Regions from separate parts of the Mus musculus genome. Here region 1 is linked to region 2. Evidence: chromatin loops called from intact Hi-C (ENCODE). Cell type or tissue: left cerebral cortex. All regions are shown on one strand.

Evidence for each region. Hi-C counts contacts between places; a loop is a spot of excess contacts. Peaks named below come from ENCODE experiments on the same cell type or tissue, not always from the same donor. Only the 100,000 strongest peaks of a DNase experiment are listed, where the experiment ranks them.
Region 1: it touches region 2 in a loop (6-fold over the local background); 12 of 42 quality-filtered maps call a loop at or near these places.

What each region holds. Positions count from the first base shown.
Region 1 is chr12:30,055,020-30,063,019 of GRCm38, reverse strand. Tpo (thyroid peroxidase) reads left to right here. Exons shown (of 17, transcript NM_009417.3): 17 at 7,857-8,000. The coding sequence ends at 7,895. Gm15691 (a long non-coding RNA gene) reads right to left here and starts at 3,553. Exons shown (of 3, transcript XR_872629.1): 1 at 2,972-3,553; 2 at 1,830-1,952; 3 at 907-1,240. In left cerebral cortex, no CTCF peak of the experiment used is centred here; no DNase peak of the experiment used is centred here.
Region 2 is chr12:30,124,822-30,132,821 of GRCm38, reverse strand. It overlaps Tpo (thyroid peroxidase), which reads left to right and starts at 198. Exons shown (of 17, transcript NM_009417.3): 1 at 198-278; 2 at 921-1,021; 3 at 7,498-7,582. The coding sequence starts at 928. In left cerebral cortex, a CTCF peak has its summit at 4,059 (motif pointing left); DNase peaks (open chromatin) are centred at 3,449 and 4,050; H3K27ac peaks cover 517 bases.

The DNA of each region.
Region 1 (8,000 bases), 70 kb after region 2:
TCCGAGTTTAAGGAACACACCTTTAATCTGGGGTACACCTTTCATCTGGGATTAAAGGTGTGGTGGAACACACCTTTAATCTGGGCTACACCTTCTGCTGGAGACAATATAAGGACATTGGAAGAAGGGAGCTCTTGCTCTTGCTCCTTCGCCTGCTTGCTGCGTGAGACTGAGTAACTGCTAGATCCTTGGACTTCCATTCACAGCTGCGACTGAACCATTGTTGGGAATTGGGCTGCCGACTGTAAGTCATCAATAAATTCCTTTACTATCTAGAGACTATCCATAAGTTCTGTGACTCTAGAGAACCCTGACTAATACAGTTAGGCAGTTTTGTCTAGTGCTAAGGTGAAGGCTTCTAGTGAGGGCCATGAGCTCTGCATTCTGAGAAGTAGTGTGTAGCCACCTGTGTAAGACTCTGGGGAGCCTTAGCTTACCCCCCCCCCACACACACACACACACGAGTGAACCATGTGGAGCCAGGATCCATGCAAAAAGCAAGAGGAATTTATTGTTCCAGTGCACTGGGGTTGTCCCAGACCCAAAGGAGAGGCAGTGACCACCAGCACCTGTTCGGTGAGTTTTTATGTGGTTTCCAGGGACAGAAAAGAGCATCACCAACCCCCTTTAAACTGATTGGTCTTTAGGAATGAGGTGACAAGGACTTCCCTTGTCTGAAGGTGGGCAATGGTCAGTCCTGAGGAATGTGGTTCCTCCCCGTTGTCTGAGAAATGTTAATTAGCCTCTCCCTTCCGGAGGGGCAAGTGTTTCATGACCTTCCCAAAGTTACTAAACTGACCTTTTCACCTGTAGCCATCTAGTAGCCAGGGAGAACGGATATACCTGAAAGGAGAGCTGGGGATGGAATGGGACAGACAGACGAGAAAGGAACGAAACCAAGAGAAATGTTTCTGATAAAGGTTTAATGTTTAATTTTTTTTTAATTCTAAATATATGGGGGAAAATCCCAAAGGCTAGTCCTTTGTTCTGGCTGTGTTCTGTTGCTTTGTCTCAGCTGGATTTTGTTGCAAAATAAGCTCAACAGCATCTCAATGGGTGGGCAGTCTCTCTAGACACAGCAGGAAGATGTAAATGTAGTGAGGCCAGATGCCTGGCTCCAGTCGGAGACTTGTTTAGCCAACTCAAGACTGGGAGAAGGGCACAGTAGTGCTTGAGGGTAAAGGAGAAAATTCTCCAGCCAGATCAGAGGAGAGGATGGAATCTCTGTCTTGGCAGGAGCCTGTGGAGCAGAGAGATAAGCACATATCTATAAACCAAGTATAGCCATGGCATGTCAAAGGGGAAATAGAAAGTTGTGAGTTTGTGTAGGTAAGGGTTTTATGTGACTCTGGGCAGGAATGATGAGGACAATGGCCTTGGGAAGGTGAGTGAGTAACAGGGTTAGGTAAAGGTCAGGGACCAGATGAAATATCAGGTTTTCTTTAGGATGATGAAAGAAAGCAACCAAAAGAGAGCTTAAAAAGCTTCCCAGGCCAGTAGGGAGTCTGTTGCTAGTGCTTGTAAGCAACCTCTTCATCTAACTGTGTGTCTGGATGTTTGAAAAGGTAGGTAACAAGAGCAAATGTGTGTGTCCTCTCATTTGTCCCCAAATCCCTACAGCCATTTACCATTTTTCAGTAGTGTAAAGGGTTGGTCAAGGTCTGGGAACGTGAGGGCAGGGGCCTGTGGGACTGCATCTCAGAGGCGAAGGAAAGTAGGCATTACAGGCTTACTAGGATTTAAAGGCTCAGCCAGGGAACCTCTAGATGCTTCTTAGAGGGGCTGAGCCAGAAGAGCAGTATTAGGAATCCAGGTTTAAGGTACCTCACCAGGTGAGGGACGGAGAGAGTCTTCTCCATGATGGCTGAAGGCAGGAGGGTCCACAGGTACTGTCTGTAATCAAGAGTGCGTTCACAATTATTCGTGGATAGCAGAAAGCCCAGCTTCTTGATCTAAAGAATAGATAGAAAGTTGAGCTTTAGAAGGGATGACACGGTATTCTTTGTTTCCTAGACAGTAAGAAGCTAAGCAGTATATGGTTGTGACGGTGAGAGTGAGTGATGACATAGTAGAAGGTCGTCTACATATTGGATTAAGTGGCTGTGGGCAGAGCTAGAGAGAGGAGGTCAGTGGACAGAGCCTGGCTGAAAGCCTGTGAGAACCTCTGGGGGAAGACTGTCACAGTAAGCTGGGATGCAGTACCGGTATAAGGATCCACCCAGATAAGAACAAATAGATCATGTGAATTTGAGTGTAAAGGAACGGTGAAGAAACTGTCCTTATGGTTTAGGTCAGTAAAGTAAGAGGTAGAGGAGGGAATCTGAGAGTAGAATATAGTGCTAAGTTCAACTGGGTGGATTGGAATGGCACCTGTGTTAATAATTCTGCGGTCCAGAACTGGGCAGTATGAACTGTCATGGTTTTTTAGTACAGGCAAGATAGAAGCATTGTTGGGTACATGAGTGCATGTGAGACCACCTTTATCAAGAAAGTACTATGTGATAGGTTTTAAGCCCTGTCTAGGTTTTTGGAAAATACGATATTGAGAGTGACTGGTGTAGGAGATAGGGTCCAAGAATAGGATCTTAATAGGAGGAGGATGTGAGGCCACTTTGGAAGAGGAAGTGTCCTATAGGAGTGGGTCAATGAGGGAGTCTGATCGGGGTAGAGTGAAGCATGAATGTTAACCAGTAAATAAGGGGGCTCTTCAGAGGCTAAAAGAGGGAGAAATTCCAGACAGAGTTGGTTGAAAAGGAAAAGTGTAACTTAACCATGATATCTCTGCCCAGTAATGTAAGGAGTGACCCTAGAAGGAACAGAGGAGAGGACCTGTAGTCTTGGGCTGATGGGCTTAACCATCACTGCCCACACCCACCCACCACAGAGATCTAAACAGGATCATTTTCTTCAGAGTAAGTGGGACATAAAGGGTAAATATCTCCCAAATCTATTAGGAATGGTAGAGACTTACCCATTACCTGGACAGTTATCCTAGACTCCTCTGTGATAATCTTGATGGTTTTGTTAGAAGTGAAAGTCCCAGGGCAGTGTCGGTCCTCGGACAGCAGGCACAGAAGATCCAAGAGTCTTTCCTGTGGAGGAGAAACTTAGGGCACAGACCTACCTTAGTGAAGCAAAGAGGTGCAGTCAACTCTCCAGTGTCCTGCTCTTCCATAGTTTGGGCAGGGTCCTGGAGGTAAGCAAAGGGAAGGGCAGGTTTTTCACCCAGTGGCCAGCTTTGCCACTTTAAAGCAAGCCCCAAGTGAGGTTCATTTGTGCCCCCATCTTCTCTTCGGAGGACACCATGGGCTGCGGCCAGGAGCTGGTACTTCTGTCTCTCATGGGAAGTCCTTTACATCTTTCCCTGCTTCTCTCTTCCATTAGACACCTTAATGCCACATCCAGCCAATCTCTCTGGGGAGTGTGAGGACTGTCATCCGCCTTTTAAGCTTTTTTTTTTCTTTCTTTCTAATAGTGGAAGCTAGCTGGAACAGGCAAGCATGCCCTCTGGAGAATTCAGATCTAGATCTGTGTACCGAAGGAGGGGCTCTGCAGGGTACGGAGCTTGGCAGGATTTTCATCTGGCCTCTGAGTGATCTCCCTCAGTTTATTACAACTAATTACCTGATGGGAGGCCTTTTAGAGGCTGGCCAGGAGACAGATAATCATTTCATCTCAGGCTACCCTGCTGAGGGACTGATTCTTAACACTAACCAAGTAAATCCAGTGGGGGGGAATCCTTCCAGGAGACTGTCTCTTTCCCCCAACAGATAGAAGAAACTGTCTGTATGGTGGGCATCACCATGGAGAAGCGACAGGAGAAATAATCTCTAGGGCTACAGGGAAATGGGTACCTGGAAGAAAGGGAGCCAGTGAGTTGGGTGGGAGTCTTCGATGTGTACAGCAATAACCAGTGAGTAGAGGCTGAGGGAGGCTGGAGGTTAGCATGGACCTTGATGTTATAGACTCTATAGGTATGTGTTAATGGAGAATGGAGTCCTGGAAGTGTTCTTTCTCTGCAGGTGAAATGAGTCAATTCATGACAGATTAAAGTATGTAAAGGCAGGTTTGTTAGAAAGGCACTCTGGGCAAGTTCACTGGTGCCAAGGAATGAAGCCAGGGAAGTTACCATGAGAAGGGAGATGGGGGGAGGGGAGAGTAGAGAGAAAGAGAGGAGAGTGTGCATATAAAGAGGTGTATGTATTGGGGGGGGTGTATAGATTATATAGGGAAGAGCCTCTGGAGAAAGGGCAGCCCAGTCCTTGGGATGGAAAGTTCAAGGTAGAGGATAGGATATGCCAAGTAGGGATTGAGGGATGTTGGGAAACCTGGAAGCCAGGTCTGCCGGGATCTGAAGGACTGTGTTGTGTGTCCCTTTTGCCAGTGATAAGGAGAGTGAATCCTTCTAGCAAGTGGGAACTAGCTTCTCCAGTGCCTGGGGGAGTGCTGGCTTTTGTCTAAATACCGGACTTTGCAGAGAGAAAATTTCTTGGAACCTGTCACTTTCACACCCCAACTACCAAAAGCACAAGTCTGGAAGTTTCGAATGCACACCCAAAATAAAGATTTTCCCCTAAGCTCTTTAACTTTACATTTTGTCCCTAGTCCCTACCTGTCCCAGCAGATTTCCAATCAACTGAAGACTGAAAACTGCTCTGAATCAAACCCGTGAGTCCTGGAAGTGCTGAAAGCAGATGTAGACGGCTTCAGATGTTTTTGATGAATTTCCAATCAGCCTGTTCCCCTGGCTTGATCCAGCACTTCCAGACTGCTCCAAAGCTGCCTGTACTTAGTTAGCTATTCCCAAGCGGTCCCGCAGAACCCGGGCAGTGAGCAGAACAGATGGCCCAGGCCTGCCCTCCTCTCTTCCTCCCTACAATTCCAACAGTGGCTTAATTTCAGCCAAGAAGCAGTTACAGAAGAGATTCCCTCGCCTCTTATCATCATCATCATCAACAACAACCCTCAAATGTCAAATCCCAAAGAAACCCCAGGACAAATGGTTACAGTGAGGGTTGGGGTGTCTATTAGCACCAAAGCACATGCTGGCCTCAATGCTCTCAGCTTCACAAGTGACTGTCACAGAGTCTCTGCAGGTAGCCTTGTTCTCCTCAGCTCTTCTCCCCCTACCACCTACCCTGATCTTCTTCAGCTCATTAGCTTCCCTTCCCCCACCTTCTCACCACCTCACTTCTATCTAACCCTGATACTTTGGCCATGTTCCCTCTGACTCTTGGTCTTCCTCTCCCAACCCCCCTTCATAGCCTGGTTCATTCTCCTGACCATGTCCAGTCTACTCCTTTCTCGCTGCTCTAGACTCTTGCACATACCTCTTGCTGTGCTCTCCCTCCGATTTACAATAAAAACCTTCCTTTGAAACATACCTTGACATAGTCATACTCTTCCTTTATGCATTTGGTGCTGAACGCCCCCCCCCACCCTTTGTCAGGTGTAAAAGATATGTACAAACCCAGTTTTGAAACTACATGCAAATATTTCAACATTTACTTCAATATTATCTGAGTTGTTACTTGGAGGAAGTAAAAAAGATTTTTCAATTTGCTTTTTAAAATAAAATGGCTAAAGGGGCTGGAGAGACAGCTTAGCCATTAGGAATGCTTGCTGCTCTTCTAGAATAGCATAGTTTCCAGTATAGACAAGAGGCTGCTCACAAATGCCGGTGACTCCAGGTCCAAGAGATCATAGTCTTTTTTACAGCCTCTGCAGCTATGCACATATATGCACATACCCTTAGAGACTGTAGTGGCTATTCCTGGTTGTCAACTTGACAATATTTGGAATGAACTACAATCCGGAATTGGAAGGCTCACCAGTGACCCTTATCTGGAGGCTGGGAGATCCTTATCTGGATCTTGGTTTGGAGATCTTGAGCCATAGTGGCTATGGATTCCAGAAGATTGAATCTCCGAGTTCAAGGAACACACCTTTAATCTGGGCTACCCCTTTCATCTGGGATTAAGGGTGTGGTGGAACACACCTTTAATCTGGGCTACACCTTCTGCTGGAGACAATATAAGGACATTGGAAGAAGGGAGTCTAGCTCTTGCTCTTGCTCCTTCGCCTGCTTACTGCGTGAGACTGAGTAACTGCTAGATCCTTGGACTTCCATTCATAGCTGCGACTGAATCATTGTTGGGAATTGGGCTGTCGACTGTAAGTCATCAATAAATTCCTTTATTATCTAGAGACTGTCCATAAGTTCTGTGACTCTAGAGAACCCTGACTAATACAGAAATTGGTACCAGCAGAGTGGGGTATTCCTGTGACAACCTGACCGTGTTTTGGGGAGGACTGTGGAAGGACTTTGGAACTTTGGGTTTGAAGATCCATTTGTTGTTAAGAGCTCTGCCAGATGTTGTGTAGGAGTTTGGAAGATAATGTTGAGAACAGTGCAGAAGATGGAGGTCTGGTTTGTGAAATTTCAGAGGGAAAATTAAAGACTCTTTTCAGGGCCATTGCTGTTTTGATTGTGAAGATTCTGTAGTTCTGGTTAGCTGGGGCTGAAGAATCAGCTGTGATTAACAAGATACCAGAACTACGAAAGCAAAAACTTTGCATTACTGGGACTATTGATGCTGGTTAGCTGGAGCTAAGAAATTAGCGGTGATTAAGAAGAGACCAGCATCATTGAGGTGACATCTTCTGGGAAGTGTTTTCTGAAAGCCAGATGAGGCAAGCCAGTAAAGAACATCCCTCCATGGCCTCTGCATCAGCTCCTGCTTTCTGACCTGCTTGAGTTCCAGTCCTGCATCCTTTGGTGACCAACAGCAGTATGGAAATGTAAGCCGAATAAACCCTTTCCTCCCCAACTTGCTTCTTGGTCATGATGTTTGTGCAGGAATAGAAACCCTGACTAAGACAGAGACATACAGGTATACACCGGAATAGAAATAAAAATGAACAAAAATAAGGTTATAGCCAGCATGGAAAAAAAATCAGTATAAATTTGGTTTTTTGCCTCTTACTTCATGTATAGCCCCAGGTCATGTATGATGACATAGGTTAGGCTTGAGTTTCTAGGCACAGATAGCAAGTGATGCTACCCAGCATGTGAGGGCGATGAGTCTCAGAGAATGCAGGATAGAAAGTGAAGATTCAGTCAGTCAGGATGGGCTGCTCCCCAGAATGTAACCACAGCAATATGTTTTATGTCTTGGAGTTGTTGAAAGACTGGTGTGCAAAATGCCCTCCCTACAAGGAAACTAAGTATGTCAGGTGCTAGGTTAGTTCATTCTTATACATATCCCACAATTCCAGCACATATCGAAACATAAGGGCTTACAATACAAATATATTAGATTATCCTCTAAAAATAAAATGTAGGGACAGGAACATGGCTCAACAGGTAAAGGTACTTGGCGTCATCCCTGAGGACCCAGATTTGACACCCCCATTCCCACCTAGGACCCACATGGTAGAGGAAGAGAACCAACTCCTACAGGTTTTCTTCCTCTGACCTCCATGTGTGTGCTGTGGCGTGTTGATGCCTATAAAATAAATGTACTAATTTCTTTTTTAAAAAGTTAATTCAAAGTCACATATCACATAAAAGGCTTGCCTGAAATGACCATTGTCACCCTAATATTCTCTCCTGGGTGGGGCCCTATCACTCCACCCCTTAAGGTGAGCAGAGGTTCTGGGCATACTGCCAAGTTGAAAGTGGCTGAGCCTGCCTCCTGGGGTTCATCCTGCTGGAAGTGAAGGCTCTGCTCTGCTCTGCTAAAGGCAAATGGTACCTTTGAATTTAAATTCATACCGCAGTGACTTGAGTGGCACCTGAAATGTCAGGGGTGTTAGTACTGAGAACAATGCTCATCCCGCCTTCTGTCTTGCAGGAACCTGCAAGTGGATCCAGGGTCCTCCTGTGCGAATAGAGGTCCTCACTGCTTTGGAGCCAGACATTGGCAAAGGCAAGTCTCAAGCTGCCTGGGCAAAGACATGACACGTGTTGGAGTCAGAGACTTGAGGACACCAGATGC
Region 2 (8,000 bases):
AGGTCAGGGGGACTGAATGTCCTCTAGGAGTGGCACTTTTTTCCTGACCACCCAGGACACACAAGCACTTGGCAGAAACACAATACTAAACAAACATAGAATGGAGCCACTCCCACCAGAAGCTTGAGTGGGCATCAGAGCACAGAGTCCATTTATACAGGGAGATCAAGTCCCCAGAAAATCATCCAGATTCACATTTCAGAAGTTAAGACCACAGAGAACACACCCAGCGGTGCACATCCTGCTTCTTCCGCTGCTGAGAAAAGGAAAACGTTCAGGTTGTAAAACTTTTTATTTTCCCCATTTCTGAGAGAAATCTATCATTAAACGTGTAAAATTGTCTATGGGAGACCATTATTGGGCAGTGTGGCAAATAGGTGCTCTCCCTAACAAAGCCTGGTGGTACCCGTTCCTATTCCTTCAGTTCAGGTGTGCTAGGGCACCTACAGACCCATATTTACTATGATGTGTTCATCTCAGGATGTTCCTACAAAGTCAAGGATTCAAGAATCTCAATGTCCAAGACTAAGAAAACAAAAAGTTAGAAAGTGGATGTGATCCATTTTGGATCTTGTTTCGTCTGAAATCATGTCATTAAAATCCTCGTGCCATAAAAGATGCAGCCACTGCCAGGGACTTACTTATTATAAGTGCTGAATTCTTCATGTTAGCTATTCGCTTCACATAGATGTGTTTGAAGAGAGAGATTTCCCATTCTCTAGTTACACCTTTCTGATGAATTGGGGACCAGGTCTGTTTAGCACTACAGGTTGACAGTGTGTCTTCCTGGTTCTGAAGATGGTTCAGTATCCTAAAGTGACAGCCTTGGACTTAGGAGGACCCACCTGAGAGGCCTGGGTATTTATGGTACATCCCACAGTACTCTGCTGACTATCTGATTATCTCTTCCACCACTTCAGCTCTAGAATGAGAACACTTGGAGCTATGGCAATAATGCTGGTGGTTATGGGAACTGTAATTTTCCTCTCTTTTATCCTGAGAAGCAGAGACATCTTGTGTGGTAAGTAACAAATGATGTGGGATCTTTTAGTCTTGTAAAGTTGTTTTTCACACTCAACAAACCAAACATGTCAGTGCGGTTGCTGAGGATCAGTTAAAGACCCTTTTGTGCTTGTCAAAAAGAATAATGTAATTCTTCAGTTTAGAAGGATTAAATTATAATTCCTCCTTTAAAAGAACTGATTTTTCCATTATTATAGAATAAATCATTTCCATTTTATCTGTACATATATCTTTTAAAAGGTTGTGACAATTTTTGTTTCTTTGTTAGAAAATCATCTCAAGTTAAATATCTCTGGTATAGCTAGGTTTTGGTTGAGTTGTATGGGAAATTATAGTAAGAAAGCTACTGAAATATATGGATTAACATAATCATTCTTTGCTATAAAGAAGAAAAACAAAGGATAGAATGAAGGGACAGAGGGGGAAGGGGATGGGAGGGGAGGGAAGGAAAAGAAAGGAACCTGGAAAAAGAAGGGAAGAAAACACAAGTAGTCACCCTGAAGCAAGCTTCCTGGTGGCAGGATGCTGGAGAAGGGCCACTTGCTGCCTCCAGTCTCTTAGATACAGCCCAGCCATTGGGCCTTAGCAACCTCTTCTACATTCAGACCTACTTCCTGCTAGGAGCTACATGCTGTTTAAATTTTCTGTCTGAACATCATGACTGTACTGCAGTCACCCTGCTGCCTTCCCAGGCTCAGGAGCTCCTAAAGAAAGCATCCTTCCATCTTTCCTTCTGGGTATCAGCACTGTCTACTCTATAAAGCACTTCTTCTGATGGGCATGTCACTCCCCTTCCAAGTCTGACTACCACTACAGGTATTCCTGGTGAGCATTAATAACTTGGGAATTGTGTTTCCATGACAACTAAAGAAAACAAGAGGGGTTCTCCTTTTAAATCTCCAAGAAAACCTAAGTATCCCCATTTGTACCAATCCTTCTAACATCTGGAACATGACAGGTGTTCAGCACACCGAAGGAAATAAATCACTTTTTCCTTTTGTTCAATAGCTATCGAGACCCTAGAGGAATAAAGCAAGACTGAAAAGATAGAGGTCGAGTCTAGTCAAGAACTCGATATTGCACCTGTGAGCTGTTCACAAAAACATCTGCACAGTGTGGCTTTAAAGTTTTGAAATGATATTATTTTACAAAATGAGGATATGGAACATCTGTAACTCTGCCCACAGAGTGTTTGTTTTGTCCTTGAAACAGGGTTTCAGTATGTAATCCCCATAGCGCTGGAAATCACCATGCAGAACATATAGATCTTCCTGCTTCTACCGCTGCCTCCAGAGTGTTGGGATAAAAAGCATGATTTACAAATCTGTAATAGTGACAACTCTTTTGCTTACATTTTAATAGTATATAATAATGTACAACATGACTTCTATAATGATAGTGCACTTTAGAGTGTATTTTACCATTCATTGGGATATTTTTAAGCTGGCTTCTTATCCATCTACTCTATAAATTTCTTAGGTAGAAAATCTGCTGGTAGTGATGCCACACATTGGTTGGCAAACATGGGAGAGGATGAAACAGGAGAATCACAATGTCAAGGTCAGCTTTGGCTGTACCTTCAGTCTGGAATCAGGGAGGACTTGCTGGGCATGTGTGAGGCCCTAGAGTTAATAATTTTTTTAAAATCATCAAAATCACTACTCCTACCCTTCTACTTCTGCTTGGGGTCGTAGCGCCCCTGTGATCCCACCTGAGGCAGGAGGATCATGCGAACAAGGCTAGCATCAGATGTATAGCACATTTGAGTGAACTCAGCCTGGACTTTGCAAGACTCTGAAATAGAAATTGCTTCACAATGGTTCAATTTTCTATTCTTTAATATAAGAACGTTTATCAGCTGAAAAGTAAACAGTGCCTTTGAAACAGTAAATATTCACCAGTAAAATGTATTTGAAACACAGTTTTCATATGATCTATTTCACTACAACCAAAATTAAATATACTTGGAAAATGAGAATGCAGATGACTTTGTGCATTTGGGGGACATCAATGACACTTTGAGAAGCAAAGCTATAGGGGACAACACACACACACACACACACACACACACACACACACACACTTACTATGCAAAGCCAGATGCCTCAAAGCACAGAGGAAAAGAAACCTCGGCACCTGGAAATTCAGTAATAAACTACTGAAAATGAAAAAAAGGTTTCATTTTCTCCTAAAGTATACCCATGACCATTATAAATCTAGGAAAACTTTGCTCGTAGCCTCTCTTGACAACCCTCTGTAGCACATGCTCCATGAAGCACTGCGTATTCCTCTCAACAGACTGAGATGGGCTTCCAGTGTTTGTGCAAAATTAAGATCCATGTGAAATTATCTTTATGGCGAACTCAGCGGCTCGTTGTAGCTGTGAAAAGAAAATAAGATGCAAATGAACAGCGTGAGCAGGAAAGCTGCCTGCAAATCCTGAGATTGGGAAGCCAGCCTAGTGGGGGAGTCTAAAAGGAAAGCTGGCCAGCTCTGTTCCAGTTCACCAGATTTCTGAAAACAGAGATCATCAAAACACGATCCACACAGAACGCTGAGTGAATCCCAGGTGACCAGAGTCAGCCAAGGGCAGCACGTGGGAGCCTGGGGCCTCTGTGGCTTTGGACAGGAAGACATTGGCTTTCTTTCACTTCTTTTGCTTTGTATTTGTGAACATGTCTGGAAGTATGTAGCCTGTTTCTTTGTCCTGGCATACGGTATCTTCATGTATAATGGCTTCTTGCATTCCAGTTATGAATATGCAAGAGGTGGGATTCTAGAGGCCAGTGTGCCTCCCAGAGCAGATGGCACTTTCAGGACATACACATAGAAAGCCGGGACAGGGAATAAGTCATGTTACTCTCTAGAATTTGGATTTCTGTTCTAGACAAACAGAAGAGACCAAGTTGAAATTCTTAGGATCATTGACTCTAGCCTCAACCACAAGTCCGAGATAGCCTGGCCACCTGCCTGCTGGGTAGATCTTGAGATGCAAAAGAATGCCACAGGTCTTAGAGAAGCACTCTGTTTCCCCCTGCTGGTCAAGAAATCCATTGCAGAGTATCTCCCCACTCCCTACCAGGAAGAATGAAAGGAGACTCCAGGTCTCTAGGCAGCCACACACTTCCAGGAACCCACATTAACAACACAGCTGCCAGCCAGTGGCCAGGAGGCAGTCCCCATTTATCTGCCTATTTGAAGCTTGTTCCCTAGTAAGAAACAACCCTTCTCTTTCCCTTCTTTCTTTCCTTCCTCGCCAAGTGTCTGCCCCAGCAGCTCCCCTGAGAAGTCAGCACACAGACCAAGGTCTGCTGGCAGCCAGTTTTCTCTTGTTTATCCTTCCTTTGCCTGTCTAATTCATTCGGCCCCAGAAAGTTGAGGGAAGATGGGCAGAAGAGAAGATGCTCTCCTCTGATGCGGATGAATGAGACACCTCTAGTCATCCCAAACATAATTAATTTAAAATCTATCCGGCTCCACAGAGAGTTTAGAAGATCACAGAGGAGAAGTGTTTCTGTGGGAAATTTTTCAACAGAAAAATCTTTAGTTCAAAGATAAAATTTGAAATAATCAACCTTTCTTTAAAGTTGGGCAAAATGGAAGCATAAGCAATACATGATCGTGATAATTTAAATATCAGCTTAATATTGGTCAATAATAGGATATTAGTTCACTGGCAGCTACTATTCCCCAGAAATGCACATGACACTCACATATGCATGTGCGCGCGCGCACACACAAACACACACACACACACACACTCACACATATACACAGACACACACAGAATTTTTCTCCATAGGTAATTGTTCTACACAAGCATTTAGCTCTCACATAATGCTTCTACTAAGTTCAACCTCCACCTGGGTACCAAATAGGTAAAGACTATGTAGTCAAGCACCCTAAGGCTCATAGTGCACAGGGCACACAGTGAAGAACTGATCCTGTTTCGTTCGGCTGTATCCCACTCAGAGGGTCTTTATTCTGCTAAGAAAGAGGGAATGAGTTGGATAATTTAAGTAGACACTTGAGGGGATGGAGGGAGTGGACACGGGTGTGTAAGGGTGCTTCTGCCCATGTGCATGTGTATAGAGGCCAGAAGAGGGTATCGGGGTTCCTACTCTATCACTCTCTACATTATTACCCTAAGACAGTTTTGATTACCGAACCTGAAGTTAGACTGGCAGCCAATAAGCCTCAGTAATCTTTCTATCCCTGCTCTGTGCAGTATTGCAGTAAAAGGTGCATGCAGCCATGTCAAACTCTCTTCCTGGATAATGGGATCTGAGCTGAGGTTCTAACGCTTATGCAGTGAGTGTTCCTATATACACTAATCCATTTTTTTAGTGCCGGATGGCAATACATTTTAAAGTAAGGGGGAATCAAGCTACCATACCTAGAGCTTTGACAATTAAACCGTATCCTTGTAGATTTCGAGGATCTTAACAGTCCATGGAAAGGAGTGTGGTTTTCACTCTGTGGACATCAGGGTCTTTGTGTTGTGAGGGGAGGCACAACCCAGCATGTCTATATTTAGAAAGCCACCTGACTTACAGCAAGAACAAAAAAAGAAGTGAGTTGTCTGAGACATAACTTTTCCCACTCAGCAATGGGGGTGTACAGAACTTTCCAAAAGGCATTAAGGCAGTGAAAGGAAAAGACACACATTTTCAAGGGTCCCCAACTCCACTTGACTCCAGACAACATGTCAAAGACTATCTTAGTCATTGTACTGTTGCTGCAAAGAGAGACGACGACCAAGGCAATGCCTATAAAAATAAAACATTTAATTGGGGACTTGTTTTACAGTTTTAGAGAGTTAGTCTAAGATGATCATGGTGGGCAGATAGGCATGGCATTGAGAGCTTTGCATCCTGACCCGTAGGCTCCAGGCAGAGAGAGAGAAACAGACGTTCACGAAGGGCGGGGGGCAGCAGACTGATCCTATTGTGGGCTTTTGATACATTTACACCTACCCCCAGTGACACATCTCTTCCAACAAGGCCACACCTATTCCAACAAGAACATATCTCCTAATCCTTCCAAATAGTTCCACTAATTGAGCCAAGCATTCAAAGAGATGAGCCTATAGGTACCATTGTTATTGAAATCATGACAGAGGCCATGAATACTAGTGGGGACAGAAGTAGTTCAAGTTGAAGATGAATATTTGGAGGAGGATAGCCAGAAATAAAAGCCAAATTAAGCAAAGATGTCATAGAGGAGGAAGAGAAGAGAAGTCAAGAACCAAGGCTGGGGCAAATAGGACCATAGACAAGAGATCCAGCATCTTCTGGCCCTCTGAACTCAACAGGCCTATCACAGAGAGCCCTGCAATGTGTTTATAAACAGAGAGAAGAAATAACATGCTCACAGTAAGAGCACTGAGCAGGATGTCGCATTCCAGCTGTGGTGAAACTGCTCATTAAGGACAAAGTCCATCATGACCAGATAGTTGCTGGGCTTGTCACATTAGGGGAGATAATGTCCCTTCAGTAGTGGGTGTTCTCCTTCCCTGCACTTGTTGAGAGAATTCTAGGTCTCCATGCCTATCTCTACCTGAGGAATGTCACAGAGCCTCAATGAGTTCATAAGACCAATTTCATTTCTTCTGACAAAACCTGTTTCAGCCAGCACCTGAGATTCCTGAAATGCTTCCCCACGCCCTGGTGCCCTACGCTCCCAGCCAATGACATTTGCCTATCCTAGATACTCCTACCCTCGGTCCCTCAAAACCTTGTAAGCTTTCTATCACCCTAAGTAAAGTTGATCTGCTTACTGACAGCTGGCCCCAGTGTGGTCAATTACCATACATAATTGCAGAGCCCCCTCACTCCCACCCAATGTGTGCTTGGTAGCTCTGCTCCAACCGCCCTTGTGGACAAAATTGGCCTGCAATCCATAAGAGCAGGGAGAGCCACACCAACATCACTCAGCAATGGCCCAGTATCCTGACTCTAGAGCCCACACGTACAGCCTCCCTGCTAGAAGGCCAGACTGGCCCACCCAGTCTAGAGAAAGAGGGTTTTTCCCAGCTGGGAAATTCAGAACCCAGCTGACTTCAGGAATGGAAATGAGATTTGGATACAGCAACATAGATTCAGAAGGAAACTGAGTAGACATACTGTGTGGTCTCGGGAACTTATGATCTTAAGGGCCTCAGACTCTCCAACAGCTTCCTGTCATGTTGTTTCTTCTTGCATCAAGTATCAAAGCCAGATTCTGTCGGGGGCTAAATGTTGCAAAGCTCTCTCATTGATACAATTTCTGAAATATGCCGTTATTTAGTTTGCTTTTACACAATATTTTTCATTTTCACATAGATGTTAATGCTCAAGAGTTCCAATAAGCTGATCATTTCTCAAGACCACATGACTTTCACTGCACCCATCTGCCCTTGAGGAAGAAAGCTAAAGCTGGCAGAGTTGCTGCACTGGGGGGTCTGTTTTTATGGTGCCGTGTTTTATATCCTAGGGAAGACCATGAAGTCCCATGTTATCAGTGCTGTGGAAACGAGCCAGCTCATGGTGGACCATGCAGTCTACAACACCATGAAAAGGTGAGTGACAGTGAGTGACTGTGTTCACCATGACGTCCTTTTGCAACTGAGGCATTAAAGCTCATGTGAGAGTATCCATAGCTCCACTGTGATTGGCCACAGTGCTCACTCTCACAACTTTGCTCAGAGAAAACAAAAATCAAAATCTGGAGGTCTAATCACAGTCCAAGGTGCCATGATGACAGAGCCTGAAGCTTGGACAGGAATAACCTTAGGGCACTTTACAGAGAAGGGGGTGCTGTGCACACAGGCTTGGTGCCTAGCCACTGCAATGTCAACATGACACTACCTCAAGCATAGAACCAGAGCCTTAACCTGCTCATCACTGTTTCCCAAAATAATTGACTTTACATACTAGTTTTTAATTTTAAAAATGTTTTCTAGCGCTGTATGTGCATGTGTTGCCCACATGCATGTC